Linked DNA regions of Mus musculus: region 1 is linked to region 2. The links are chromatin loops, found by intact Hi-C in ENCODE. Cell type or tissue: heart. All regions are shown on one strand. Each heading gives the region's core, and the rest is flanking DNA. Links, peaks and the distances in the headings are about the cores only. Region 1 overlaps Pakap (paralemmin A kinase anchor protein). Region 2 holds the start of Gm26138 (a small nuclear RNA gene).

Region 1 (15,004 bases), core at 4,788-12,787, 160 kb before region 2:
ACTCAGCCTTATACTGCCTCTGTGTCAAATCCAAAGTTTCCAACAGATGCATGCTGTAATATTAAGCTTTCTGTGCTTGGCCCATTAGATTGTATTAGTTTGATGGTCCTTTGGACCATTCCTTCAATAATCTGTAACTGTCTTTGGGAAGGACATGGCATTTTTCCATGCAAGAGAAACCTAGTTGATCAGAGTCCAACTCTTTCACACACTCAAGAAGTAATTGCTGGGTTTATGATACATCTACATATATGCTATAAAATATATGAAATGATGAATTCAAAGTATATAAACATCTACACTGTCAGGAGTGTCCAACCTTCTGACATTGTAACATGATGTCATATAAAACATTGTGGGCATTCACTATCTGGAATGCATTCAGTATATTAGCTGCAGGTTGGACATGCCTGATCTATAGTCTATACAGAAATACAGACAATGTCACACTCACCTCATTGGTCTTCTATCCTTGCTGAGGTTGCGTTGTGAATTCAGAGGTTGGTAGAAACGGAAAGAATGTTATCTTTAACCATAAGTGGGACTGTGAATTTGTAGTTCTTGAGTCTTTTACCCAATTTTATGCCAAATCTATGACTCCCTATCCCTGCCCATCCCTGTATCCAGTTGCCTGAATGTTTCAAACCTCCAAGTCTTCACACCATTGCTGTTTAGCTCCCTTCCCAGACAGCATCCTTCCCCAAGAGACCACACCCTTTCCCAGCAAGGCAAAGTCATAAATACTTTTTTTTCTATTTCAATAAAAATAACCCCCCCCCCCTAGTTCCCAAATAAATAATTTTAAAATCTTCATCACCGGAATCCACCTCCCCCCCCACCCCCCACTCTTCCAAAAAACCCAACTCAAGCCTGTGTGTGAACCTCGCTGCCAAGGAGACAGCTGCAAAAAATAAAATAAAAAATAAAAAAACGACAAGAACTATGCAATTGCTTGAAGGTGCTGAGGGAGAGCCAGTTACTCTTGTTACCAAGGAAACCTCCTGGCTTCCCAATTGGGTGGGCAGGACAACATCACTGGGCTTGCAGTGACAGGTCTCTATATAAAGAGGTCAGAAGTCACCAGGCACTGTCTGATCTGAGCCGTTCTGCGTGTAGCTCCACTGAATTCCATGATATGCTATTGGGACAAGCAGGAAGAAATGTTTTGTCTTTTGCAGGGTTCTGGAATATTCTTTCTTCCTTTCAAACTCCTGTCTTAGGAGAGACAAAAAAAAAAAAAAAAAAAAAAAATCTTAACAAGGGTTCCAGAAAATGTTGTGTCTGATGCAGCTTTTCAGTTGAATGTAGGCTGTTGGTAGGATTTTCAGCTTTACAGCTCACTCGGGGTGAGCGGCACCTCTGTATATACACCCATTCGTGGTTGGTCAGGGGGGGGGGGGGGGCTGGGAGCCTGTTGTGCTTACTCTGAATTAGACTTACTGGGGCTAGCTGCTGTACTTTGTAACCTGAAGTGTACTTTGACTGTTCTGTTTCCTTCAGATGAAAACAAAACAAAAACCAATTTCAAAAAAAAAGAAAAAGAAAAAGAAAAAAAAAATCCCTGCCAGCCAGCGACATCTGATGCTGTGCGCGTAGCTTCTCTTTTCCTCTGTACCAGTGTTAATAGACAATAAACTGCCTTCTCACTGCACCTACTGCTATGTGTCTGTGCCCTGATTCCTTCCGCTTCTCACTCGCTCTAAGTGAACTCCTGACCATGTTGGAGGTGCCCCCTAGCTACTCCCTGAACCTAACAGGACTCCAATCTCCCCCACACTATGCATCGGTCCAGAAATCAGCTGGGTGCGCCTATGAACGATAGAACAGCTCAGTCCCCGCTATGGAACACAGAATCCCAGGTGAGACCATCAATCATCAATCTAAAGAGTGTTCCAGGTGATCCTGATCCATGGATTATGTGGCTCACAGGATTGGGTGTCCGTTGGTCCCTGCCTGTCCTAGTGGGTTTCCATACTAACCGATTAAATCTCTCAGCATTCTTCTCTCTGGCTTTCTTTTTGCAGATCTCTTTCCACACCTGTCTTGTGGGTTTTATTTTCTCTTTTTCTTGCAAGTCTCAGCAGCGGCTCAGGCAGTGATGAGTAAACTCTGGGCTCCCCTTATATTAACAGTTTTCATTCAGTAGCTCACTACAGAGGTTGTTGTCTCTCTTGTTCACCGCTGTATTGACCTTACCCAGGACGGGACAGGTGAACTTGCTCGCTCTATATGTCACTGGATAGAAAATACTTTTTGGTTATGTGAACCAAATAGTCTTGTCATAATTACTCATCTCAGCTCTCCACAACTTACAAACAAGAGGGTGGCTGGATTTTAATAAGATGACTGACAAAGCACATTTAGGCCCAGTCTGGCCTGTTGACTTGTAGTTTGTCATCTTGTGGCCTAGGACAGGACCTGTGTTACATAATAGGTATTCAATAAAAAATTATTTCTGGCATGAAAGAATTAATAAAGAATAATATGATACCACCTGTGGATGTGTCACAGAGAATCATGTTCTTGGAGGACAGAGTAGATATTAAATTAGTTGGAGTGTGTATTTGTTTGGGTCTCAAGGTAGATTTGGGGAGATGTCTTTATGCTTGGAAGGTAATGGAAGATGAAAATATATATGGTGTCTTATAGATTTTCCAATTGCCAGATGGGAACTGATAAGAATTTCAGGCAATACGAAGTGGAGGAAATACAAAGGCATCTTGTCCCTGTCAAATGTGCTAGCGGTGCAGCAATGCCTGGTTCCTATGTATCTACATATTTAGCCCAAGTGTTTAGAGACTCGTGTTTTGTCTGATCCAGGCCATACTGTAGGTAGCAAGGCTTTTGTACATTATTTCCTCGATAATAAGAATATTATAACATAGAACATGTTGGCTTAGACCACAACCATGACCATGCATTATAATTCATGAGCCATGACTCTAGATCATTCCAAAAAATAGAAAGCTGTATGAAAAGCTGAGAGCTAACCCCCACCCACGATTGCAAAGAGGGGACTTAGACTCATGTAGAGCACGGGCAAGGCAGGAGCTAATGATAGATATTAATTTGCTTGTGACAAGTGTCTGTCCCATCCCCCAGCAGAGGCCCTGCTCCTCCCTAACATAAAGAATATAAACTGTTTCAGGATTAGCCCCAAGAGGAAGCTACTTAGCTCTTCCTCAAGTCTAGGACTGCTTTTGTAATGTGTGAATTGCCTGAAATTGTCATTTTTGTCGATAAGTAATGTTGACCATAGCAATTCCAAATAGCACAACTCAGCCTTTCTATTCTGTGTGTGTGTGTGGGGGGGGGGGGGGTTCCCACTATCAAGGGCAATCCAGGTGAAGTGTAACTGTAGCAGGGGACCTTCAGAGGTTAACGAGGCATTCCCCTTGGGAGAGTGAGCCCTGTGGGGCTGACATCACTGCTGTTAAGGTATTATAAGTACCCTCCCCACATAGCACTGATTGGGAATTCTAGGTGACAAATGCCACATCCAGTCCTCTACTTCTTACAACAGAAGGCTCTCTGCCATAGAACTGGTGTAAGGATTGTTATGAAATTGGATGCAAAAAGATTGGGAAAACAGGGCCATTCTTTCAAGACAAGACAAAATGGCACCAGTTAGTTGGACCTTTGAACACTCAAGGAAATGGTCAGTAATAACAGTGCCCTCTGTAGGCTGGGAGGTGTCTCTGCAACACTTCCTTACCTAAAGAGAAACAGGATAACATCAAGTTAGTCTTACCTACTCCTTAGAAGTCGGGTTGCAAAGTTCACCTGCATTGGAGTTTAAATGTAACTGCTCCCCTGCTTTTACTTTGTACTCCTTTATTGTGTTTCTTGCAAGGCAGTGATATTTCTTAATGCTCATGTCTTTGTCTTACTGACAGTAAGAATCAGCATCAAAGACTGGCAGCCTGGAGAATTGGTGAAGCGTTGATTGGCTTGCCATCAAAACATGACCCAGTCCAGGGTTTGTTTCAGTTTTAACCAAAGGCTACTCAAATGTAAAAGTGATGATAGTATTTCCAATTTTCCTTTTCATGACCGCCTCATGGGGTACTGAAAACACGGGGCACAGATGTGTACACTTTGTGGATGTTTTATTATGTTCATTTATTTATTTATTTGGGGCGGGGATGGGTACACAGTCAGTTCTCTCCTTCTCCCACTTGGGTCTTGGGGATTGAACTTGGGTCCTTAGGCTTGGCAGCAGGCACCTTTACCTGCGGAAACATTTCTTCAGCAGCTGAACTATTCTTTTCAGAGCAGGGTCCTTTGGTCAGTCAGGTAGAGGATGTCCTCAGGGTGAGGACCATTCTGCAGTCAATATGAACTGTCTATATGTAAAGAGCTAATGTCACACAAGGGAACTAGATATTTTGCTTTCCCTGAAATGCTAATGTCCATCTCCAAGAGCAGATACACCTCTACTTAGTGTCCCCCAACCTCCCCCCAAAATTTGGCACTTTGGTGTATCATGTCAATTATTTTTACCTTGTGCACATGCCAGCGCATGTGTGGTATTGTTTTATAGTTCAGTCCATATAAACTTACTCAAGGGTTAATTTTAGTACACTATCTTAAATAGTTCACATGCCATAAAAGGAACTCAAAATAAATTTAAACGAACATTGGTAATTTCCAGATGACTGTAGTAAATGAAGTCACCTGAGAGCAGATGTTGTGTTAAAAAGAAAAAGGAGGGAAATACAGTAGAAAATATGGTCATAATTATTGCTCTGTCTCTACCATCATCAGACAAAAGAGAGTCAAGACGTCCACTGTCCCCTTGGCATGTGTGTCAGTGTTCCATAATGCCAGCCACCTGCCTAAAACCTAATGGGACACTTCTTGCCTGCTTAGACTTTTAAAAAGTAAAGGCCAAATTCCTCATTTCAAAGATCAGAGTGAGAAATACCAAATAACTTGCTCAAAGCGGCAGGAAGAGCAGAGACAGCTGAGGTCGTAGCACAGCTTAGAGTGATTTCATGTTCTGCCTGCTGAGCCAGGCGCCTGTCAGTCATGCTGGTTCTTTCTTAACAAATAAGTTGAGCTCGTCAGCAGCGCGCTCAGATGCTCCAGCAAGATCTGGACTGCTGAAGCAAATAACAGTAACATCTGTTCAGCCACAGAGCCATCTCGGGCATAAGCACTTTTTTTACCCACAGAATCCAAGTTGATTGACTCCTGCTGTGTTACTTAAATCAAACGGATGGCCAGATGTAAGCTTTCAGAGAGTAGAGGAAGTGGGGATGGGGCAGAAAGCATGCCTGTGGGGCCTCTCTGGGGTCCATGGTTCCAAAGTAAAAAATGTTCACCTTCTTCTGGGTGTCTTCTCCCTGGGGCAAGCTCAGAGAACTCATGAAGAGAGTGTGAACTGCCACCTGGCTGATCACAAGAAAAGGGGAAGCTGAGTGGAAAAGGCAGCACTTCTTACTTGGTTGTCTCTGACCTCTCCCCCCTCCCCTCCCCTCTCTTCCCCTCCCCTCCCCTCCCCTCCCCTCCCCTCTCCTCCCCTCCCCTCTCCTCCCCTCCCCTCCCCTCCCTTCCCCTCTGTCCTTTACTATCTCTAACAAATGAGTCCATTTTCCACCTGAGACCCAGCCTCTCCTATCTTAGTTTACTTTCTGTGGCTATAACAAAATACTCAAGACTGGATACTTTGCAAAGAACAGAAACGTATTTAGTTTACAGTCCGGAAGCTGGAAATTCCATGGCTGCCAGAACTAATGCTGTCATAATATGACAGGAGTCAAAAGGACAAGCAGGTACACCCAGAGAGACAAATGAGATGGCCATCCTCTTCCTGGATAACAGCCCACTCGCTCCCCAACAAATACAGTCCCTGGGGAGCAAGAACGCACTTCTTTGAGAAAAGACTTGATCCACCTTCACCTCCTAACCAATCACATCTTAAAGGCCCTGCCTCCAAATCCACTACAGTGGCCCTCAGCTCTCAGGACCATCATCTAGAGGGTGATCACTTTAAAGAGTTGGAGAATTCTCCCAGGAAGCACCATGCCCTAGAAATCTGTTTTGGGATTTTTTTTCTTCTTGCTTTTGACGTAGCAGAAAGTATAAACTTTTTTTAAAAATCAATAATAATGAGGGCCCTATCCCAACATTCCTGGTTTAATTGGTGTGTGGGGCAGCCTGAATTATTGACTATATATTATATTATGTATTGTGATATTAATTTATTAAGCTTATTAAGGTAAGTCTGCCTGGTATGCCTGGTATCTGGTACTGGAAACAGCACCTAGAAATGTGTGGGCTAGGCAGAAATATTCCAGGTTCAGTCCTTTCTGCTCTCCCAGTAAAGGGAAGGTGTGGGCTTAGGCTTTGGGAATGAAGTCCAAAGCAGAGCATTAGCCGGTCGGGCGCCCTCGGGTGATTGATTTCAGCTCAGCAAGCCTGTTTCTCATCTGTAATATGGAAACAGTACCTGCATTGCCTGACTTCTGTGAAGAGTATTTTATGTAAAGTGTGGTGGCGCATTCATGGGACAACCTTCCAGACGGGAGGAGGGACTGCAGCCTGAGCTTGGACTATCTTCAGTAGTCTGCTGGGGGTGGACCCAAGGACTCTGAAGGGACTGAGGAAGTGGCTGGAGGCCAGGCTATGGATGATCAGATCATTCCTCTGGGAATGAGTGACAACCTGCAAGTTCAAGGGCAGACCTGGGACATACTGAGTAGACCTACAGAGGGTCTTGGTTCGGTTTGGTTTTCCTTTGCAACCATCCATTCCCATATTTTTATCTTCTCTTGAAAAATTAAATCTAACCAGGTGAGACCCACATGTCCAGGGGGCAGGCATTTGTTGAATGCTGGCTGGACTACAGGAGATGTCTCTCAAAACAACAAAAACAATGCAACAACAACCACAGCAATAACAATAACAATATGATTATAAGGAGGAATTTGAGTAGATTACTTGTATATTGTTCATTGCAGTATTCTTCCAAATAGTCAAAAGATGACAAAAAAAAAAAAACAAAACAACCCTCTCTTATTCATCAACAGATAGCATAACAAAGCATGCTATGTCCACACGGTGGAATATTGTCCAGACTGGATGCAGGACAGCCTTAGCCTGGAGATGGGTCCCTCACAGAGATACCGCCACTGTTGCTTGTGAACTTGCAAGAATTTGTGTGGGGAATGCAGCTGTCCGTCCTCAGTTTGCTCGTTCTTAATATATGGTATGATAGCTTCTCTCTTTAGGCTGCCAGGGAGGTTAAATGAGTTTTATTTGAAAAGAACTTAGCATAGTGTCTGTGAATGTTAATATCAATTGCCAAGCCTGACTGAATCTAGAGTTGCCTGAGAAATGGGCCTCTCGGGTCATGTATGTGGGGGATGACAATAACTGATGTGGCAGGAATGATGTTGACTATGGGCAAGACCATTCCCTGAGCAGAGGATTCTTGGTGGTATAAATGGAGGCAGCCACCAGAACATGATCGTGTATTGCCCCCACTGCTTGGCTGTGGATGTCGTAGGACCAGATCTTCTAGCTCTGACCGCACTGGCTTCCCCTCCATAGTGGAGCAGATCTCTCTCCCTTAAATTGCTTTTGTGGGAGAATTTTGTCATAGCAACAGGAAGAGAAATTAAGACAATGTTCAACCCAGAAGCTATGCTTGCTGTTTTCAATCTGTTAAATCTGGGGGTGGGGAGCAAGGCTGGTATGCTGATTTGCATTACCTTATTTTGTGTGTTTGTATTATTTTTATTTTTTAAATTTTATTTATGTGTTTATTTATTATATATGTGTATATGTATGTGTGTATATATACATATCCATACATATCCATACACATATGTATGTATGTATGTATGTATGTATGTGTGTGTGTGTATGTGTGTGTGTGTGTGTGTGTGTGTATAGATATATATACCTTGACTGCAAGTGCATCTGTGCACCGTGTACATGCCTTCGCAGGCCAGAAGAGGGAGTCAGTTCTCCTGAACAGAAGTTGAGCTGCCTTGTGGGGCTGAGAATGGAAGAGAATGCAGTTTTCTTAACATCTGGGCTGTTTCTCCAGCCCTGAATTGAGAGAGAGAGAGAGAGAGAGAGAGAGAGAGAGAGAGAGAGAGAGAGAGAGAGAAAATAAGATACCTAGTTGGGGGGCAGTATATATTCCCAAACTTGGATCACCACGGGAAGTCTTTGGGATTCTTGTTCAAACGCAGGATCTGGGTGGGCTGGCCCCAGGTAGGTTGAAAGTCTGTAGCTCTCACAGCCTTCCAGGAGGCCTAAGACTGCTTGGCCATTGGCCCATGCTCAAGCAGCAAAGGCACTGGGACCTAGTGCTGTTATCTGTTATCCTGGGCTATAGTGCAAATTGCCCACACATGGTGACTTAAAGCACACACAGTTGCAATCTGCTCTCTGTGCTTGTGAGCTCCTCAGCTGTGGATACAATCACCCAAGTTGGACTGAAAATACCTGGGAGGAAATGCATCTGTTCTGAGTATGGACCAATGACTTTTGCTCATCACTCCCTAAAGACTAACCACTATACGCATAGCATGAAAGTGATGCACGTAGCATGTCATAGTGATTGCACTGTATAAAGTATACAGGAGGATGTGTGGAGGTTATATGCAAACTCCATGCTATGTATAGGAGGGATTTGAGCCTCAGTGAATTCGGTACCCTCAGGGGTCCTGGGAATGCCCTGTGGGTGCTGAGGACTGCTCCTGCTTGCCAGCATGGCTGTTCTGACATCACTCACAGTCTCTATACAGCTAATGCTCGGGATTTCTCCCAAGATATATTCTCAGCTGAGTGTATAACACTGTAAAGGTTTCACTACTCTCAGGTCTGGCTGTCCCGTGGAACCTCAGATGGGGCTGTCAGTTACGACACTTACCTACCTACTCCACCCACAGCATCCTCCTGTGGCAAGGGGGCTATTTGTGGCTCAACAGCTGGGTTCCAGGAGAAGCTTTCCAGGGAGAAAGCCAAGCTTGAAGCCTTATCTAGCCTCTCACCGAATCTTTCTGTCTCTTCTTCATGCTATGACGCCGTCCTCAGGGCTACCCAGGGGCAAGGGTAAAGCATCTGGATGCTTTACTGAAGAAAGAAGTGTAAAAAAAAAAAGTAGAAGACTCTTTGAGCCCCTTAAAAGGAGCTTGAGAAAGCTGTAACAGGGACAAAAAGCTGTGGACTCCTCTACTAGACTTATATTTAAGTATGTGGCTTGAGATGTCACAGAAGCCAAGTGGATCTTTGCTTCAATAGGCTGTATGAATATCTGATGGTCCCTACTAGATGAGATGGACTTTTCAACTACGGGGGGGAGGGTGGCGGTCTTGGGGGGACCTCTTTCTCTTCAGGAAGCTCTGTGCCCAGCACAGTGCTTGGTACACAAAATGGACCCAATAAATATTTGTTGTGTGGGTGGGTGGATGGATGGATGGATGAGAGACTGATGGGTAATAAAGGTTTTAGGTCTGAGAATCTGGAGTCTGATGAAGAAATCTGGGACTCTGCATACCTCCCCAGAACTCACCTGTTGGGCACTTCTCCCAGGGAACAGGATGATGATAAGTAGACTCAGCCCCCAGAATCCACAAAGCCTTGGCTTTGGACTTGTTTGGAAGACACCAGAGCAGTCAGGGCCTGTCCTGTCCTGCAGCCTCAGTCCCTTGCAGGATCAGCAGCTATGGGAGGCCTAATAGCCAGGGAAAACCTCTCAACTTGCAGTAAAGAGAAACTAAAACCAGGAGTTGAAGAGAAAATGAAAATTGATAGTGGCCATCGTGTGCTGCATTGTCTCCTTGGGTGCAGCTCTCTCTTTTCCTGGTTACAGCCTAACCTGAAGCAACCACAACTCTCAGGGGCTTTCCCTGGGGACTCCAAACCACAGCAGCAGCAAGGAGGGAGGCAGGAATTCCCCAAGACAAAAGTCCCCACTCTTCTGGCTAGTTGAGAGGTCTGATTGCACCTTTCATGGGGTGTAAAGATATCCACCTTTCACCTACTCCAGCATCTACCAGTCATAACTGGCTCCCAACCCCACAATCAGCACAAAGAAATTAGGGAGGGAGCCCTCGGGAGTCTCATGTGATTCTCAGGGCTGACCAAGAAGCCCTTTCCTTGGCTTCTTTATTCCCAGTAGTCTGCTGGGAACCAGAAAGGCTGACTTGTCAGGTATAGCGCAAGCCAGCTAGCCATCAATTGTCTATCTCAGGACCTCTTTCAGTGGCATGACACAGTCCTCTGCTTTTCATGGTGTGTCTTAGCTCATGCTGTGGTTTCAGTTCTGTGGAGCATGGCATCAGCAGGGACGTGTAAGCTCAGAGAAGACAGTGACAGAAAGCCACCACAGTGCTGTCAAATGCAAGGACCTCTGGCCTGACAGTTCTTCCCTGCACACCCTCGACACCGTGAGCATGCACAAACACAGCATAATTGTGCATAGACAGATATGCACGGATGCGTGTTGTATATGAAGGGGTGCAGGAAAGAAACTGCTGAGTGGTTACTCCACTCTTGGGGTAAAGTTTTATTGTGAATAAGATAGGAAGAAAATATCCGGAGGAAAATGCCAGAGCAGAGAGAGAGACAGAGACAGAGACAGAGACAGAAAGAGAGACAGAGAGAGAGAGAAACAGACTGGACATGGCCAGGGCTAGGGAAGGGAGAGAGTGGGAGGGAATGGTGAAGACAGCAGGATAGTGAGAGATAGAGACTAGAACATAGTGACAGGGACGGACTATCGGAGCATACAGAGAGTGCAAGAGAATAGCAAGGGAGGAGGGGTCCTGTTTATAAGGAGGAGGAGGAGCTGGGAAGAGGAAAGGTCTAGGATGCTATCATGAACTTTGAAATGTATAACAGGCACATATAGTATTGAAGGAGTAGAGGCCAGCTTTGATATGCTGATGGGCACCATAGGTGGCCATAGGTGGCTTTAGCCAGAGATAGGGGAACTGGCTTCACAAGTTCCTGAGGAATGCTGGCTTTTATCTACCCACCAGAAATCCTCCTATCACTGAGGTTGATCTCATCTCTTACTCTATCGGCAGCCTGTGAGACCGAACACATGTGTGCACATGTATATTCACAAGGGCACGTTCAGGCTCCCCTTGAGAAGGCCTTACTTAAGATGAGACACTCCAGCTGATGACTAGAAATGAGGAAGGCTGTCAAGCCAGGAATATTCCATACTAAAGGAGCAAAGACTCTACACCCCCACACCTGGTGGTCTAGGCCAAAGGAATCCACTCATGTCTGTTGTTTTGCCTCTGGGACAGGGACTACAGTCTACTCTGTCCTGCCTTCCACTGCCTTTCTCCATCACCCTGACTCCTAAATATTAGCCACAGAGGGTAACAGGTATTCATTTTAGTCCATACACCACGAACAAGAAACACCAAGTTTTCTAGTCTTGCAAACAGTTTGGTCTCAGTGGTTGTTTTTGTTTTTGTTTTTGTTTTGTTTTGTTTTGAGATTCCCTCCGACCCAGGGTTCGCAGAGGAAGGTGCCATGCTTTTCCTGAGGGCCTACCTCCAGTGGTCCTCTGCAATGCCATGGTCCTGGCCTTCACAGGCTCTTCAAAACTGAAGTCTGGGTATGTGTAGAGTCTGTCTGAATTAGCAAGTGTCTACTCACATAGACTCAACGCCTTAGGCAAACAGAAAACACGAATTGATTCTGAGAGTCCCCTTAAACAGGAAGTTCCAATAACCAGATGTGGAGGCACAAGCCTGCAATTCCAGCTCTCTGGAGGGCTGAGTCAGGAGGCTTGCAATAAGCTCCAGGCCAGCCTGGGCTATACAGAAAGTTCCAGGCCAGCCGGAGCTATATATAGCTCAAAACAAAGACAAACAAAGCAAAACTTCAGAAGGGCAGGGATTTTTATTTGATGATCTTGCCCTAAGTGTCCAGAACCATTGTGGACCTTAGATGATGCTTCTTAAGTAACTTAAGCCGTGAATGGCTCTGTTTCATTGTCTGCACTTGGATTTCAAACTTTTGTTTTGTCTCCTTAGCTATGCTTGTTTCAGGTTTATTCTTAACTCTTCTTTGCAAAGAAGGGAGATCCCCCTTGCTGCCTGGACTAATGTCCTACTCATCCATGGGAAACTGTTTTCCAAGCCTCGGGCTGCTTGGGGATGTTGTCTCTAAGCTCCACACGCATCCTAGAAAGATTTGAACTTCCTCCCTGATCTCAGCTTTGCTGGGCAGAGCTAAGCCTGACCTGAAGAGTTTATTGTTGCTGTTATTACTGCTTTGAGAAAAGATCTCACAGTGCCCAGGCTGGTGGAGAACTCAGCCTCCCCCAAGTGCTGGATTAAGATAATATTTATTATAGAAGTGTGTGGGCTTATAATCCCAGCACTCTGAAGATAGGAACATTGGGAGTTTAAGGTCATCTTCTGCTACATAATGAGTTGAGACCAGCCTGGGCTACATGATACCCTGTATCAAAGCAAATCGTGTGTGTGTGTGTGTGTCTAGATTATAAGGACAAAACAAGATCATGTTAGGCTGGGATTTACCTGCTGTAAATTTGGGTTTCAACCCAGGCTTCCCGGTGTATGACTCACTGCATAATCCCTGCTCCAGCCTGGACCATCTCCCTGTCCTGAACGTCCTGTTCCTCTAAAATGTTCTCCACCGTGCCTGCCTACAGAAAAATTACTCATCCCTCTGGGCCAGGGCTGCCACAGCCTGCTCTCACCCTTGCCAGAGTTCATATCTCCTTCACATCCACGAACTCTCTCTTTTCTATTCCCATAAGAAAAACCTTGTCATCTGTCCAGCTCACTGTCCACAGGTCTGTCCTTTGGCTAAAGGTAACTTGCTTTAGGACAAGGAAGCTGCCCCATGAGAAAGCTCATGACCACCACCCGTGCTTGCTTATTGCATGGCCTCACATGCAAACAAACAAAAATGTTCACTGGGTACTCATTGGTGAAGAAAAATAAGGCTGTGCCAGGTTTCCAAGTGCCCACTGCCTCTTCTCACTCCTTAGTCTAGGGCAGTCCTTGGGCAATGTGATGTGTGATGTGTGAAGAACAGACCTTGGTCTCAGGGTTTATGCCAGCAGAGGCCGAATATCACTCAGTCTAGAATAAGCAGAAGGGAATGTGGCCATGAATGAGCATGGAGGCACCCTAACATGGAGAAAAGGTCACTGTTCCAAAGGCTAGGACCTCTGCTTCCAGTCCAGTGTCACTGCCAGCTGTGTGAGCTGTGGCCTGTGGGGAGCTTGTCCCTTCCCAAAGCCCGGCAACTTCACCTATTTTAGAAGAGCAATGCCACCCCCTTCCTTACCCCTTCCACCAGGTGTGTGCGTGTGGTGAAGGGAAAGCCATAGCACCTGTGTGCTTTGCTGTCCTCCTGCAGTGGTAAGGACAGGACACATGGCACACTGCTCTTTGGTAATAGCTCTGTAAACACAGACAGTAGGATTCAGTAAATGTAGACTATCGGCTGGAATGAACAATCCAGGAAAGGCATGTTGGGTGGAGTTCCTGAACTCTAAGTGCTAGAAGGATTCAGCTTTGCCTCCCGTCAAAAACAATTCCCAGGGGTAGCGAGATAGCTGATGGGTAAAGGCGCTTGCTACCAAATAGGAGGACCTGAGTTTGATCCCTGGGACCCAGGTAGTGGAAGGAGAGAAATATACTCCTGAAGGTTGCCCTCTGACCTGCACACCCTTGCAGTGCATAGCATGTGCACACACACACATGTAAATAAACAAAAATATTTGAAGTCGCAATTCTGCTCCCCTTTTACACCATCAAATGCAGCCCGAGTTTGCTGCGATGATCGAAGCGACTGAATGTCACACTGCAGAAGCAGAAGTATGGGAGCGGTTGGCGTGAGAGAGGCTTCAGGATTGCCCATGCATCCTGAAGAGTTTATTCAACCCCTATGTGGTGGCATGCCCTTTGTATCAGTCAGCTTTCTCTCTCGGCTCTGGGGCTGTAATGTGTAGCCCAGCAGTGGGGTGTCATTGCTCATAGTTCTTTCATTATTTCTATTTTACTGGCTCTTTGATTTTTATGTAGCCAAGGCTTACCTTGAACTTGCTATGCAGCCAAAGATAGCCTCCCTCTCCCAAGTTCTGGGATTATAGGTATGGCTCACCATACCTAGCTTGTTCCTATTTTATATTTCTATAGGTGTAGTTATGGATCCGTTCTATGTAGCTTCATCCTAGGACTCAGGATGGGAAAGGCACCCACATGTGTGGTGCATGGTCACTGATAGAGGAGTAAAAGGCACCGGCAGAGCCACACGTGACTCACACAATTCACACTTGGCTATGCCACCTGTTGTTTATGTTCCCTTGGGCCTGGCGTGGGAGCGATAGGGCAATCCACCCTTCCCATGAAGTAACTCTGAAAGTTTCTTGGCATGGAATGAGCATATATAATTATCTCATGAGGGATGCAGAAAACAATGAGAAGGACAGCGCAGTGCCACAAAGCTGTCATGAGTAGTGTCTAATATTAATCTTCTAATAACCCTATGACATATCTCTGCATTAGAGTATAGACAATTGAGAGTTGGCATGACTATCTAACATGCCCAAAATGTAGCCAGTAATTGGCTCAAGTGTCTGGCTTGAAGCTGGATTTGGTGGCATTTAACTAGCTTTGGGCTTGCCTGCAGCTTCTCGAGGACTCATTGTACAGAGATGTTGTCATTGAACAAACATTTATAAAGCAGTTACTGTGTGCCTGGTGCTGGAAACATGGTGATGTGCAACTAGATATTCTTCCTAAACCTCTGAGCATAAAATAAAACCAGAAATGTGAAGCACAAATTGGGTGCAGGGCAGAGCAAGAGCAGACCCAACACTCTGTGGTCCTAACCCTGGTGACGGCATAGACACTGACAGCCAAAACACTGTAGCATGAAGCTCTTGTCAAGGTCCTGCCTGGAGGAGCCAGTGCTGAGAACAGTTCCCCATCTAGAGTTCTAAAGGGCACTCACAGGAAGTCAGTGTCTGTGGGCATGTGCC
Region 2 (15,004 bases), core at 4,760-12,759:
GCTTTTTCTCATTTCCCCTTAAATATTCCTCTAAATTCCAGAGGTTAAAACATGATTGATAGTGGCTAAATAATACTCTATCACTAAATGTGACAAGTCTAACTCTTCTCCCATAGGCAGAGAAGTCGGTTTAAATATGAAAAAGAAAATGAGGAAATTCTGGTATATAGCTTTGTGCCTTTGTTTAGATATTGGCTGAATGTGTGTCATGTCTTTTCTTGGGAGTTGGTCAGGCAGAGTATACATTAGACAATTGATTTTTTGAACCATTTTCCTTGTGATATTAATGGGAATTCCATGAAACAGACTTCTCCTGTTAAATGAATTTGAGGGATCTACAACCCCACTCATGTATTCGAGGCTCACAACCACACTGAAACCAGGAGTCTTCTCCTGAGGGTTCTCCCACACACCAGCACACCTCTTAAATTACTGACTTTATTTATTTATTTATTTGCACATATATGTATATACTGTCTTAGGTTACTATTGCTATAAAGAGACACCATCACCAAAACAACTCTTTTTTTTTTTTGAACAAAAGCACTTCAAACACATTTTTTTCCATTTTTTATTAGGTATTTAGCTCATTTACATTTCCAATGCTATACCAAAAGTCCCCCATATCCACCCAACCCCACTCCCCTGCCCACCCACTCCCCCTTTATGGCCCTGGTGTTCCCCTGTACTGGGGCATATAAAGTTTGCAAGTCCAATGGGCCTCTCTTTCCAGTGATGGCCGACTAGGCCATCTTTTGATATATATGCAGCTAGAGTCAAGAGCTCCGGGGTACTGGTTAGTTCATAATGTTGTTCCACCTATAGGGTTGCAGATCCCTTTAGCTCCTTGGCTACTTTCTCTAGCTCCTCCATTGGGAGCCCTATGATCCATCCATTAGCTGACTGTGAGCATCCACTTCTGTGTTTGCTAGGCCCCGGCATAGTCTCACAAGAGACAGCTACATCTGGGTCCTTTCAATAAAATCTTGCTAGTGTATGCAATGGTGTCAGCGTTTGGATGCTGATTATGGGGTGGATCCCTGGATATGGCAGTCTCTACATGGTCCATCCTTTCATCTCAGCTCCAAACTTTGTCTCTGTAATTTCTTCCATGGGTGTTTTGTTCCCAAATCTAAGGAGGGGCATAGTGTCCACACTTCAGTCTTCATTCTTCTTGAGTTTCATGTGTTTAGCAAATTATATCTTATATCTTGGGTATCCTAGGTTTGGGGCTAATATCCACTTATCAGTGAGTACATATTGTGTGAGTTTCTTTGTGAATGTGTTACCTCACTCAGGATGATACCCTCCAGGTCCATCCATTTGGCTAGGAATTTCATAAATTCATTCTTTTTAATAGCTGAGTAGTACTCCATTGTGTAGATGTACCACATTTTCTGTATCCATTCCTCTGTTGAGGGGCATCTAGGTTCTTTCCAGCTTCTGGCTATTATAAATAAGGCTGCCATGAACATAGTGGAGCATGTGTCCTTCTTACCAGTTGGGGCATCTTCTGGATATATGCCCAGGAGAGGTATTGCTGGATCCTCCGGTAGTACTATGTCCAGTTTTCTGAGGAACCGCCAGACTGATTTCCAGAGTGGTTGTACAAGCCTGCACTCCCACCAACAATGGAGGAGTGTTCCTTTTTCTCCACATCCACGCCAGCATCTGCTGTCACCTGAATTTTTGATCTTAGGCATTCTGACTGGTGTGAGGTGGAATCTCAGGGTTGTTTTGATTTGCATTTCCCTGATGATTAAGGATGTTGAACATTTTTTCAGGTGCTTCTCTGCCATTCGGTATTCCTCAGGTGAGAATTCTTTGTTCAGTTCTGAGCCCCATTTTTTAATGGGGTTATTTGATTTTCTGAAGTCCACCTTCTTGAGTTCTTTATATATGTTGGATATTAGTCCCCTATCTGATTTAGGATAGGTAAAGATCCTTTCCCAATCTGTTGGTGGTCTTTTTGTCTTATTGACGGTGTCTTTTGCCTTGCAGAAACTTTGGAGTTTCATTAGGTCCCATTTGTCAATTCTCGATCTTACAGCACAAGCCATTGCTGTTCTGTTCAGGAATTTTTCCCCTGTGCCCATATCTTCAAGGCTTTTCCCCACTTTCTCCTCTATAAGTTTCAGTGTCTCTGGTTTTATGTGAAGTTCCTTGATCCACTTAGATTTGACCTTAGTACAAGGAGATAAGTATGGATCGATTCGCATTCTTCTACACGATAACAACCAGTTGTGCCAGCACCAATTGTTGAAAATGCTGTCTTTCTTCCACTGGATGGTTTTAGCTCCCTTGTCGAAGATCAAGTGACCATAGGTGTGTGGGTTCATTTCTGGGTCTTCAATTCTATTCCATTGGTCTACTTGTCTGTCTCTATACCAGTACCATGCAGTTTTTATCACAATTGCTCTGTAGTAAAGCTTTAGGTCTGGCATGGTGATTCCGCCAGAAGTTCTTTTATCCTTGAGAAGACTTTGTGCTATCCTAGGTTTTTTGTTATTCCAGACAAATTTGCAAATTGCTCCTTCCAATTCGTTGAAGAATTGAGTTGGAATTTTGATGGGGATTGCATTGAATCTGTAGATTGCTTTTGGCAAGATAGCCATTTTTACAATGTTGATCCTGCCAATCCATGAGCATGGGAGATCTTTCCATCTTCTGAGATCTTCCTTAATTTCTTTCTTCAGAGATTTGAAGTTTTTATCATACAGATCTTTCACTTCCTTAGTTAGAGTCACGCCAAGATATTTTATATTATTTGTGACTATTGAGAAGGGTGTTGTTTCCCTAATTTCTTTCTCAGCCTGTTTATTCTTTGTATAGAGAAAGGCCATTGACTTGTTTGAGTTTATTTTATATCCAGCTACTTCACCGAAGCTGTTTATCAGGTTTAGGAGTTCTCTGGTAGAATTTTTAGGGTCACTTATATATACTATCATATCATCTGCAAAAAGTGATATTTTGACTTCCTCTTTTCCAATTTGTATCCCCTTGATCTCCTTTTGTTGTCGAATTGCTCTGGCTAATACTTCAAGTACTATGTTGAAAAGGTAGGGAGAGAGTGGGCAGCCTTGTCTAGTCCCTGATTTTAGTGGGATTGCTTCCAGCTTCTCTCCATTTACTTTGATGTTGGCTACTGGTTTGCTGTAGATTGCTTTTATCATGTTTAGGTATGGGCCTTGAATTCCTGATCTTTCCAAAACTTTTATCATGAATGGGTGTTGGATCTTGTCAAATGCTTTTTCTGCATCTAATGAGATGATCATGTGGTTTTTGTCTTTGAGTTTGTTTATATAATGGATTACATTGATGGATTTTCGTATATTAAAAACCATCCCTGCATCCCTGGAATAAAACCTACTTGGTCAGGATGGATGATTGCTTTAATGTGTTCTTGGATTCGGTTAGCGAGAATTTTATTGAGGATTTTTGCATCGATATTCATAAGAGAAATTGGTCTGAAGTTCTCTATCTTTGTTGGGTCTTTCTGTGGTTTAGGTATCAGAGTAATAGTGGCTTCATAAAATGAGTTGGGTAGAGTACCTTCTACTTCTATTTTGTGAAGTAGTTTGTGCAGAACTGGAATTAGATCTTCTTTGAAGGTCTGATAGAACTCTGCACTAAACCCATCTGGTCCTGGGCTTTTTTTGGTTGGGAGACTATTAATAACTGCTTCTATTTCTTTAGGTGATATGGGACTGTTTAGATGATCAACTTGATCCTGATTCAACTTTGGTACCTGGTATCTGTCCAGAAATTTGTCCATTTCGTCCAGGTTTTCCAGTTTTGTTGAGTGTAGCCTTTTGTAGAAGGATCTGATGGTGTTTTGGATTTCTTCAGGATCTGTTGTTATGTCTCCCTTTTCATTTCTGATTTTGTTAATTAGGATTTTGTCCCTGTGCCCTTTAGTGAGTCTAGCTAAGGGTTTATCTATCTTGTTGATTTTCTCAAAGAACCAACTCCTCATTTGGTTAATTCTTTGAATAGTTCTTCTTGTTTCCACTTGGTTGATTTCACCCCTGAGTTTGATTATTTCCTGCTGTCTACTCCTCTTGGGTGAATTTGCTTCCTTTTTTTCTAGGGCTTTTAGATGTGTTGTCAAGCTGCTAGTATGTGCTGTCTCCTGTTTCTTCTTGGAGGCACTCAGAGCTGAGTTTCCCTCTTAGAAATGCTTTCATTGTGTCCCATAGGTTTGGGTACGTTGTGGCTTCATTTTCATTAAACTCTAAAAAGTCTTTAATTTCTTTCTTTATTCCTTCCTTGACCAAGGTATCATTGAGAAGAGTGTTATTCAGTTTCCACGTGAATGTTGGCTTTCCATTATTTATGTTGTTATTGAAGATCAGTCTTAGGCCATGGTGGTCTGATAGGATACATGGGACAATTTCTATATTTTTGTATCTATTGAGGCCTGTTTTGTGACCAATTATATGGTCAATTTTGGAGAAGGTCCCGTGAGGTGCTGAGAAGAAGGTATATCCTTTTGTTTTAGGATAAAATGTTCTGTAGATATCTGTCAGGTCCATTTGTTTCATAACTTCTGTTAGTTTCACTGTGTCCCTGTTTAGTTTCTGTTTCCACGATCTGTCCTTTGAAGAAAGTGGTGTGTTGAAGTCTCCCACTATTATTGTGTGAGGTGCAATGTATGCTTTGAGCTTTACTAAAGTGTCTCTAATGAATGTGGCTGCCCTTGCATTTGGTGTGTAGATATTCAGAATTGAGAGTTCCTCTTGGAGGATTTTACCTTTGATGAGTATGAAGTGTCCCTCCTTGTCTTTTTTGATAACTTTGGGTTGGAAGTCGATTTTATCCGATATTAAAATGGCTACTCCAGCTTGTTTCTTCAGTCCATTTGCTTGGAAAATTGTTTTCCAGCCTTTCACTCTGAGGTAGTGTCTGTCTTTTTCCCTGAGATGGGTTTCCTGTAAGCAGCAGAATGTTGGGTCCTGTTTGTGTAGCCAGTCTGTAAAAATATGGAATGCTTCACGAATTTGCGTGTCATCCTTGCACAGGGGCCATGCTAATCTTCTCTGTATCGTTCCAATTTTAGTATATGTGCTGCCGAAGCGAGCACCAAAACATTTTATTTTTACCAAAAACAAACAAAAGAACAGTAATCAAAAACCATGAACAAGTTATAATAAAAAGGAAAATTTTAATTTTAAAAAGTCTCTGTGTGAAAAAGTAAAGATAAAAATTTTAAATTAATAATATAGCTAAATTTATTTCTTAAAAAATAAGCATAGGGCCAGCAAGATGACTCAGCTGGTAAAATCGTTCCACACCCATGTAGTCACACATGCACGCACACACAAAAGTAAAGGGTTTCTTTCTTTCTTTTTTCTTCTTCACATTTTGGTACATCTTATTTGTTAGGGACCATCACAGACATAAAAAGTAATGTTGTGGGCTAGCAAGATGGCTCAGTGGGTAAGAGCACTGACTGCTCTTCTGAAGGTCCTGAGTTCAAATCCCAGCAACCACATCATGGCTACAACCACCTGTAATGAGATCTGACACCCTCTTCTGGTGTGTGTGAAGACAGCAATAGTGCACTTATTTATAATAATAAATAAATCTTTCAAAAAAAAAAGTAATTTTGCTACAGTGAGCTCCCAGCTTCCCGGTCTTAAGTCCTGGTTCAACAGCTGGGTGAGTTTTAGAATGCTTCATCTGTCCCTTTCTTCCCCTCAAAGCAAATCTCCCAAGGAACATTTAAGATGTGTCGCTTTAAAACACGGACATTTTCTCACCTAACCCGGTTCCCCACTGTAGCTTCCTGATCACTTCTGAGTGTCACTTAACTACTAGTTGGTGCATATGCGAGTCCTCATGAAGACATGATCAAAACAACTCCTATAAAGAAAACATTTAAAACAGTTTCAGAAGTGTAATCCATTATCATAATGGCAGGAAGCATGCCTGCCTGCAGATAGATGCTAGAGCAGTAGCTAAGAGCTACATCCTGATTCACAGGCAGAGAGAGAGAGACAGAGAGAGACAGAGAGAGACAGAGAGAGACAGAGAGACAGAGAGAGACAAAGACAGAGAGACATAGACAGAGAGACAGTGAGAGAGAGAGAGAGAGAGAGAGAGAGTCAGAGAAACTGAGAGACTGAGAGAGACATTCTGGGCTTGGCATGGGCCTTTGAAACCTCAAAGCCCACCCCCAGTGATACACTTCCTCCAACAAGGACATACCTCTTAATCTTTCTAATTCCTTCAAATAGTACCACTCCTTGGTGAGTAAGGATCCAAATATGTGAGCTTATGTGAGCAATTCTTGTTCAAACTACCACACATACACATATTTATTGTGTGTGGGTGTATAGGTGGGTGTGAGTGTGCACATGCCTTGATGCACATGTAGAGGTCAGAGAGCAATTTGCAGGAGTCAGTTATCCCCTTACACTATATAGGTCCCAGACATTGAACTGAGGCCATTGGGTTTGGCAGCAAATACTTTTATGCTCTGAGCCACCTTGCTGGCCCTCACACACCTTTCTAAAAAACCTATTGTTTGACAAGTTTGTTTATGTAATGCTATTGATTTGTTTGTAGCACTGAAGATTATTTCATATAGCCAGGGTAATAGAGATCACCCTAGCCGTGTGGGGCTGCCTGCCCTCAATTACCCCCAAAATGTGAGGCTCAAATTTACTCCATTATTTTAGACAGGACTATGTTTATGAAATAAGTTGAAGATGTTTCCTTTTGTCTACTGGGAAATGCAGGCTGATTTTTGTCCTGTTGGTTTCTTTGTGACAGTTGCATAATGTTACACGGTACCTGTTCCATACTTTATATGTGTCAACCCCAGTCTTCAGCCTAAACCAACAGAAGCCCACCCTGAGCTCTGCCTGGCATGGTCTGCTCTTGCTTCCCAGGGATGCAGGCGTTCTGTGAGATGGCCCTCTCTCCAGTCCAGGGCGCGTCTGGATAGCAGGATGCTAATCACTGAATAGGGAGGCCATTTTCAGGTACTTGATCATTCACCCAGTGAAGAGACAAATTCAAGAAGAGCAAAGTTTGATGGGCCAACCTGGGATGAAAGCTAAGGATACGGGAGCCATGAGATGCACACAACACCCAGGATACTCCACAGTTTGCAGATTCTTCTAATACACGTCCCCTAGGTCATAGAACTTGTAGGGCCCTCGTGAGGACATAGATTGATGTGACTCACTATTCAGACATATGCATTTCATTCTTTTTGTTTTTGTTTTTGTTTTTTTGAGACAGGGTTTCTCTGTGTAGCCTTGGCTGTCCTGGAACTCACTTTGTAGACCAGGCTGGCCCCGAACTCAGAGATCCACCTGCCTCTGCCTCCCAAGTGCTGGGATTAAAGGTGTGCGCCACCACGCCCAGCCACATTTCATTCTTATAATGACCCCATGAACTGCTGTGTTGGGGAAATACCACACGTTTCCCATAATCCTATGAGAAGTCTTTGACTCTGAACTCAGGACCCTGAGGAAGGAGTCAGGTGTGGAACAGTTCCCATTCTTCAGCTTTCCAGTGACTTGTGTGATTCCTAAGATGGGGCATGGAGTTCTAAGACATGACTTGTACCATACTGTAGGGAGGATGCTTGGTGGTCTTAAGGCCCAGGATAGAGAGCTGACCAAGTTAGCAAGTTTGTAGAACAGAACCAGTTTCTCCTTTGTCTCTGAGGCCTGCGACCTTCCTTCCTTGGGGTTGAATATCCAAAGTCTCTTCTGCCACCAATCACCTCTTTGGAGGCTCCTCCTCCAGCCCAGCTAAGACAGCCTTGCTTTCTGCGACCTCTACTGGCCGTCGCTGGCATTACTTTCTGTTCTAGGTTTTCCATAGGTTTTCTTCTGTTAGGCAGGCATTGTCTTTTTCTAATGGCCTACTTGCTTCTCTATGGGAACTTTCTCATTCCATCATATTGGAATTGGCCAAAATTCCGAACTAACTCTGACTATTGTTCTCAGATGTGATGCTGGCTGGAATCAGCATTGGGCTTTCATGATCCGAGCCATAATTATCCACTCTGTCTAGCCATCATGCATGTAAGAATTAAATGTCATGAGGGTCGTGAAGGACTTGCCGTAAGAACAACCTTAGGATCATTCCAGAGCATTGAGTCCTGCAGTCTGAATCCCAGAGTTTGTTTGTGTATGTTTGTGTTTTTTCACTTGCGTTTGACTACAGAATCACTCTGTAATCCAGGCTGGTATGGAATTTATTGTGTAGCACAGGCTGCTTTGAACTCATGATGATGCTCCTGCCTCTGACTTCCAAGTGTTGGGAGGGGACCTCTTTCCTGGGATTCTCTGGTGGTGGGGGAGTGTTGATCCCAGTGTTTTCTAAAGTGGTTGTATGCATTCTATAATAAACATATTGGCTTATTAAGTACATACTGACTCTTACCTTGTCCCTTATTCTGCTGGGATCCAGGAGTCAGGACAGATAGAAACCCCACTGTGACAGGTTCCTCACTGAAATGAGTGAAAAGGATTTATAGACGATTGGAATGATCTGTGTCTTCCTGTGATTTTTTACAGTTTACAGATGACAGTCACTTCAGTATCCAGAGATGATAAACAGTATAGTAAGAAAACGGCTTTCACAGACCTTAAAATAAAGTCTTATTTGGCAAAGACATCAGTGTGAAAACCAGAAGCTAAGTGTAGACAGTTTACTCTGCTTCCTAGACATTTACTGTTGGAAGAAGGGTTGATGGGAGATGGTCTGGACATTTGAGAGGGTGGCCAGCAACAGTCACCAACCTGACAGTGTGTGAAACAACGTTTCTGGCTTTCCAGACTTGCACAGATCGTATGTAGAATGCCCAAGGGATTACACAGTCTCACCCCACGGTTGTATTATTTCTTCAGATTCCGGTCAAATAGCAGCTACAGTCATTGGATGCTTTCTGTTCTGGATATTAACCTTTACCAGTGTTAACTTAGTCTTTATAGCAACTATGTAATATTAAGAGTAAGGAACTGGCCCAGAGCTATTTGACTGATGGCTGGTAAGTAGTGGGTTCAAACTCCAGCATACTGGCTCTAGACTCGAGATCTAGAGCATGCATGCTTACCACTCTCATGTACTGTTTCTCAAAGTTTCATTTAAAAGACCATTGTGAGTCTGGGGTTGTGGCCCAGTTGGTAGAGGCTTGCCTGGCATACATGAGGCCCAGAGTTTGGTCCCCAGTACAACCTAAAGTTAGATATAGTGGCATATGCCTATATTTCCAGCATTCAAGGAGAGTATAAGCTCAAGATTATCTTTAGCTACATACTGAGTTCAAGGCCAGCATAGGCTACAGAAGACTATTTCAAACTTCCCACCTCCTCTTCAACTCTGCTCTCTCTGTGTAGATCTGGCTGTCCTGGAACTCACAGAAATCTGTCTACCTCTGTCGCTGACTCCCAAGTGCTAGGATTAAAGATGTATAAGAAAACTGTTCACTATTGCTCCATCTCAGAGATGCAATTGAGTCTCTGTAGCACTAAAATCCACCCACGCATGCCTTGATGATCTAGAAGTGAAGGCTGGGGATTTACCACCTGTGAGAAGTGGGTCTCTAGGAGCTAAGGGCTCTGTTGGTAGAGCGCTTGCTTGGATTCAGTCACCAGCAAGGCATAAAGCAGGCATCGTGGCTGAGCTTGTAACCCTAGCGCCTGGGAGGAAGAAGCAGAAGTGAGTTTTGAAGTCAGTCTGGGCTATGTGAGTTCAAGGCCATCCTTCACATCGTGAGATACTGTCTTAAGAAACATGAATCTCCAAGGTGCCAACTCCTCTTGACAGCCTACTGTTGTGATCTGTGAATGAACACGTGTCCCTGTATATTTGGAACCAGTGTCTATCTGCCTGGCATATGTTCGAAGGATGCTGAGTATGCCTAGAGGCCCCACACCATTGCTCAAATCTCCCCACCTGGCAACTCTTGAGGGGCGATCTCAAGAGCTCAATCTTACCTTTCCACCTCTATTGTCACTCATTCCAGAAAGTCTAGGACCTTAGCAAAAGGTCTTTGGGACTCTAGCAGGTAAGATAAATGAAAGAAGTTAGCTAATTAAGCCTGGTGTCTCCTGAGAAGCTGGAGTCTTATTCTCATTCAAAGACTTCTCTATACCAGGGCAGGTCAACTAGTAATTGATTACCCCTGATGCAGGGGGCAAAGGATGCTGGGAGTGCTGGGGACAAACTTTGGCTCAAGTGGCCTTTGTAGATTCTCAGCTTCCTTACCTGTGAGAAGTTGGTTTCTACAGTGCTACAACCTCTGACAGCTTTATGATACTATCTGAGAGAATTCGTCTCCACAATCTTGGAGCTAATGTCTGTCTGTCTGTCTGTCTTTCTGCCTGCCTGCCTGACATGTTGCAAAGTGCCTGCCATTCCCATTTGAGTGAACTTTAGCTCTGGTGTCACTGTGGTGTGTGTTGAACAGGTTTGCACTTCGTTCTCTTAATGAAACCCTTTGACTTAACCATGACTCCGCTCTGCTCTTGAGTTTGCAAGTGTGTGCGAGTGCCCGAGAGACAGTTTTTTTTTTTTCTTCCTTCTACAAGCAGTGCCTGCTGAGCAGATGAGCTTAGAAAGGGTGTTCTCTTCGTGTTGTTTCAGGGAAAATAGAGAAAGTCAAACCTCCTCCATCCCCCACAACTGAAGGTCCCAGCTTACAGCCTGACTTAGCCCCTGAAGAGGCTGCCGGAACCCAGCGGCCCAAGAACCTGATGCAGACCCTCATGGAAGACTATGAGACCCACAAATCTAAAAGGCGCGAGAGAATGGATGATAGTAGTGTAAGTTTTTCCTCCTTTCCTTTCTCTTTTCTGAAGGTGACCTTGAGTGTGGCATGCCTGTATCTTGGATGTGTGTGCAATTTATCTGCTTCTCTTGCTTGCCTCATGATTCTGAAACCTATTTTCAAATGAGTGGTTTAATGTGCCTCGGGGACTAAGTATCTATCATCAAGAGCTGGTTGTTTGGTGGCTAAGCCAAGCTTGAGGTGGTGGGCGAGGCTGGTCCATGAGATGGTGGGGTGGAGGAAGATGATGTGCCTGGGCAATACATCGAAGAAGGATGCAGTCTCTCTGGATGTGCTCTCAGGCTTCAAAAGCTGCATTGTGATCTATCCTCGTATATGTCGCACACTGCTCAAGAGACTAGGTCTGTTTGGGGTTCTTTGTGTGTGTAGTTGGACAGGAAAGAGACATTTTAAATGACTGCTAAAAACCACACAACTACCCCTCTCCCTTCAACCTTCCCAACTCTGTACATGTTGGATGTGTGCCCTATGAAAGGAAGTCATCTGCACTGTGGTTTCCTTGTCCAGTAAGAGATTTAAGAGGTCTTTCTGAAGGGTTCCCCACAAGCCTAGGAGGGGCAGCCCCAGGTTATGTATAAACACCCTAGAGTCTCAATCTTATATCTTTCACCAAAGTACTCCTCCCACCCCCGGAAACCCCCCCCTCCTCCATTATACTGAGGTCACAAGTAGCTTGGATTGATAAACCACCTAGTGTCTACCTGTTGACCTGTGTGTTTATGAACAACATCCCCTTTCACTCTTCCAAGTTTGGATGAGCTATGCAGTTACCCTCAACTTGAATGCTCTGAGGTTCACAGTAGGAAGTCCCTGCCAACTCAATGACTTTCATCTCCTGGCTGGATAATCCCAAGTTAGAGAGTTTCCGGGATGAATGCCAGATGCTGAAGGCCCCTTTTCAGCTAGAGGGATAAAGAAGAGATACACACACACACACACACACACACACACACACACACACACACACCCCTCTTCTTAATCACGAAGGAATATCTCTGCTGTGAGGCCAAGAGGCTCCTCTGTGGATGGAGCCCTGGCTTAGGTAGCAGCTGCAGACAGTTCTACCGCATTTCACTGGACAGGTGCCAGCAGCTTACTGTCTACTCAACCATGTTAGCAGCCCCTTTGGGTGTAGAGTCCTTCTTTAGGTGTTTTTAGTTGCCGACTGAAGTGCAGTCTTAGAAGCATATGGTTTCTTCCCTCCACCTGATTCAACAGTGTACAGCAGCAGCTTTGCTGACCATGAGCTGAAGAGCCCTGGGCCATTCAGTCATGACCCACGTAAACGCTTTCTCAGTGCATTCTGTGTTGATTGTGTGTGCTTTTTTTTGCACTGGAGTGCTGATGTTAAGTGGAGGAAAGTGATCCCCAGGCCTGGTGCACAGGCCTGTAACCCCAGACATTGGAAATGGGAAGTAGGAAGATAACATGGTCAGGGTCTGCCTGGGACATAGTGGAAAGAGGTACTTATGTCACAGGCAGAACACTAGACCCCCCACCCGCACCCCTTTCTGGTAAACTCTGATACTCAGGAACCCACATCAGGTGCCAATGGGGCCCAGTTTTCTCCAATTGCTAATGGCTTCCTGTCTCTATCTCACCCAAGTAAAGGAACATGTTGGCTAAGGCAGAAACCTACGAGTGAATCAATTTATTTTTATTTTTATTTGAGGGCTGGGTGTTTTGAGCTTTTTTCCTCGAATCACCCTAGAACAAAATCTGTCAATTGTTGAAAAGTTTTAGGGATAGGACAAATTCCAATCCCCATATCCCTACTTGTGCCTTTTAATGAAGACTCAAATCTCAAAAACACATACTCAAATTGCTTCTTGAAAAATTATATGGGTGTCAGCCTGAATTGATTTCCAAGTCACCTGCTAGCCTGTCTCTCAGCCCTTTCAATGTAGGGCACCTTTCTACGCCTCTGTATAGAGAAAAGCAAGCTTCATTTCCCCAAGTTGGTCCCTAGCCCTGTCTCCATTTTCCCGGTTTCTGGAAAGGATGGGTGGCTTGGTAGAGGTTATGGAGTTGGCCTTCCTGTCCCTAAAAGCTAGAGGTGATTGTCTTTAGGGCCATATAATTCTGTCCTCCTGAGCCATTCAAACACATGTTTTTAGGGTGACACATGGCCTCTTGGATTTCTGCCTCCTTAAGTGCCTCACGTGGTTCATGCTGTCACCTTCATTTGTCAAATGACTCAGTGACAAAAGAACAGAACAAAAACTCACTTTTCAAAAGGTTCCCCTGCCTCCCTGCTTAGAACTTGGGCAAACTGCTCTCTGTCCTCTTTACTGATCTTCACCCACCTGGACCAGCTACCTTGTCCTGTGTTATCTCTGGTGAGTGTCTCTAGGAACTAACAGAACACTCCATTTCCTAGGTACCCACACTAGTCCTAAATAATAATCCCAAAAGATTATCCAAGGACCGTCCCAAGCTTGGAATCTCATCTAGACCCACAGGTTCCTCTTTCACTGACAGTGCCATCCTTAGGTTTGTTTTAGAGAAACTACCCCGAAAACCTGGCCCTTCCTCCCTTCCTCCTTCCCCATTCCCTCCCTCCCTTTCCCTTCATGTCCCCCCTCTTCATTCTACTCTTGGGGTCTTACTGTAATAATGCAATGGGGTACAGGACTGTTTAAGGTTCAGAGAAACCCTCAGGAAAAGAAAAGGACATTTGGTTATAGAATCCATCAAATCCAGAATGGCCATCTAGGTCCTCGCTGGTGGGCAGCTGGTTAGACAATGGGGAAGACGAAATCCTGTTAATTCAACAGAAAAATGCAAACAAGACCTTGAATTAACAAACCTCGGCTTATCTGATATTTTTATTAATGAGTATTAGAGTATCTACTTGCCTCAAGAGATACAGGCGTTTAAATAAACAAATATCAGATGAATCAATACTTGAGAGGTTGTATAATGATCCTCCCCCTCCCCCCAAGCCTCTTCCCTCTTACTCACTTCTGGCATGGTGCCAGAGCCCAGCCGCTGGGGGCGGGGGAGTCTGTGAGTGTGCCTCTGCCGTGTACTAACCCTGGTCTTTTCCCTCTCTGCCAGTACACCTCTAAGTTACTGTCTTGCAAGGTGACTTCCGAGGTACTTTTCAAACTTGTCTGTCTGCGTCCTGATGCATGCTTGATCTTGGTGCACGCGGTTGTGGTTTGCTGTCTCATGCTGTGTTCAATAAGAATGTCAAGAAAAAGCCTCCTCTCCATGTGTGTTTTCTGCCTGACCTTTCTGAATTGGGGAACTGACTTAAATATTGGTGTCCAGATGATAATGAACACCGCTGTGCTGTGCTGTGCTGTGCTGTGCTGTGCTGTGCTGGGACGTGGGGTTGGAGAAGACCTTGGTCACCCAAGGGTCTGGAAGATGTTGAACTTGAGGGCAACTATTGACAGACTGTGTGGATTCTTGTAGTTTCTTCAGGCACAGGTAGCAAATGAGTTCTAGTCTGGTTAGCAAGCAGTGCCACCCGTACAGGCCAATCTTGTGATTTTTGACTAGTCCTTTATTAACCTTACCACAATTCCCAGAGAGCTCTGCACTATGGACTGAGGACAACTTATTTCAAAGGCAAACCATCCCAGTCCCTCTTCCCTCCTCCCTCCCTCCAGTCTTAGGACCTGTATTTCTGTTCTGGAAGCTCAGCTAAGCAGCGGTCTTTCCCCAAACCTCCTCTTTCCCCATACAAGTTCCATTAACATAGATTTCACAAATATATGTGCTCTGAGAATGCAATACTTGTGTGGCTGGAGAGATGGCTCCGCAGTTAAAAATTCTTCATGTTCCTGCCAAGGACTAGGGGAGTTTGATTCCTGGCACCAAAAACATCTGGTGTGTCACAATCACCTGTAACATTAGCTCCAAAGGTTCTGATGGCCTCTTCTGGCCTCGGTAGGAGTACCTAGGTAGATAGGTACTCTCACACACCCACACACATGGATTGGATCCAGGGCATATACATATATATTTGAAAAAAAATTTTTTTTAAATGTAAAGCCAAGCATGGTGTCACATGATTATAATCCCAGTGCTTAAAAGACACAGGCAGGAGGATCCCTGTGAGTTCAAGGTCAGCCTGGTCTACATAGTGAGTTCTTAGACAACCAGAGCTGCACAGAGAAACCTCGTCTTTCCCCAACACCAAATTAAACATGTAAAGTATTGTATGTCTACACACAT

Evidence for each region. Hi-C counts contacts between places; a loop is a spot of excess contacts. Peaks named below come from ENCODE experiments on the same cell type or tissue, not always from the same donor. Only the 100,000 strongest peaks of a DNase experiment are listed, where the experiment ranks them.
Region 1: it touches region 2 in a loop (2.1-fold over the local background); 2 of 42 quality-filtered maps call a loop at or near these places.

The regions. Positions count from the first base shown.
Region 1 is chr4:57,715,900-57,730,903 of GRCm38, forward strand. All of the region lies in intron 6 of Pakap (paralemmin A kinase anchor protein), which reads left to right. Gm35099 (a long non-coding RNA gene) reads right to left here. Exons shown (of 4, transcript XR_003955209.1): 4 at 14,182-15,004. Among named protein-coding and RNA genes, the nearest start is that of Gm35099, 32 kb to the right of the region's middle. In heart, for the core only: a CTCF peak has its summit at 7,958 (motif pointing right); no DNase peak of the experiment used is centred there.
Region 2 is chr4:57,872,413-57,887,416 of GRCm38, forward strand. Pakap (paralemmin A kinase anchor protein) reads left to right here. Exons shown (of 11, transcript NM_001384150.1): 9 at 10,612-10,790; 10 at 13,877-13,915. It overlaps Gm26138 (a small nuclear RNA gene), which reads right to left and starts at 5,083; the gene lies at 4,977-5,083. In heart, for the core only: no CTCF peak of the experiment used is centred there; DNase peaks (open chromatin) are centred at 7,799 and 11,849; H3K27ac peaks cover 545 bases.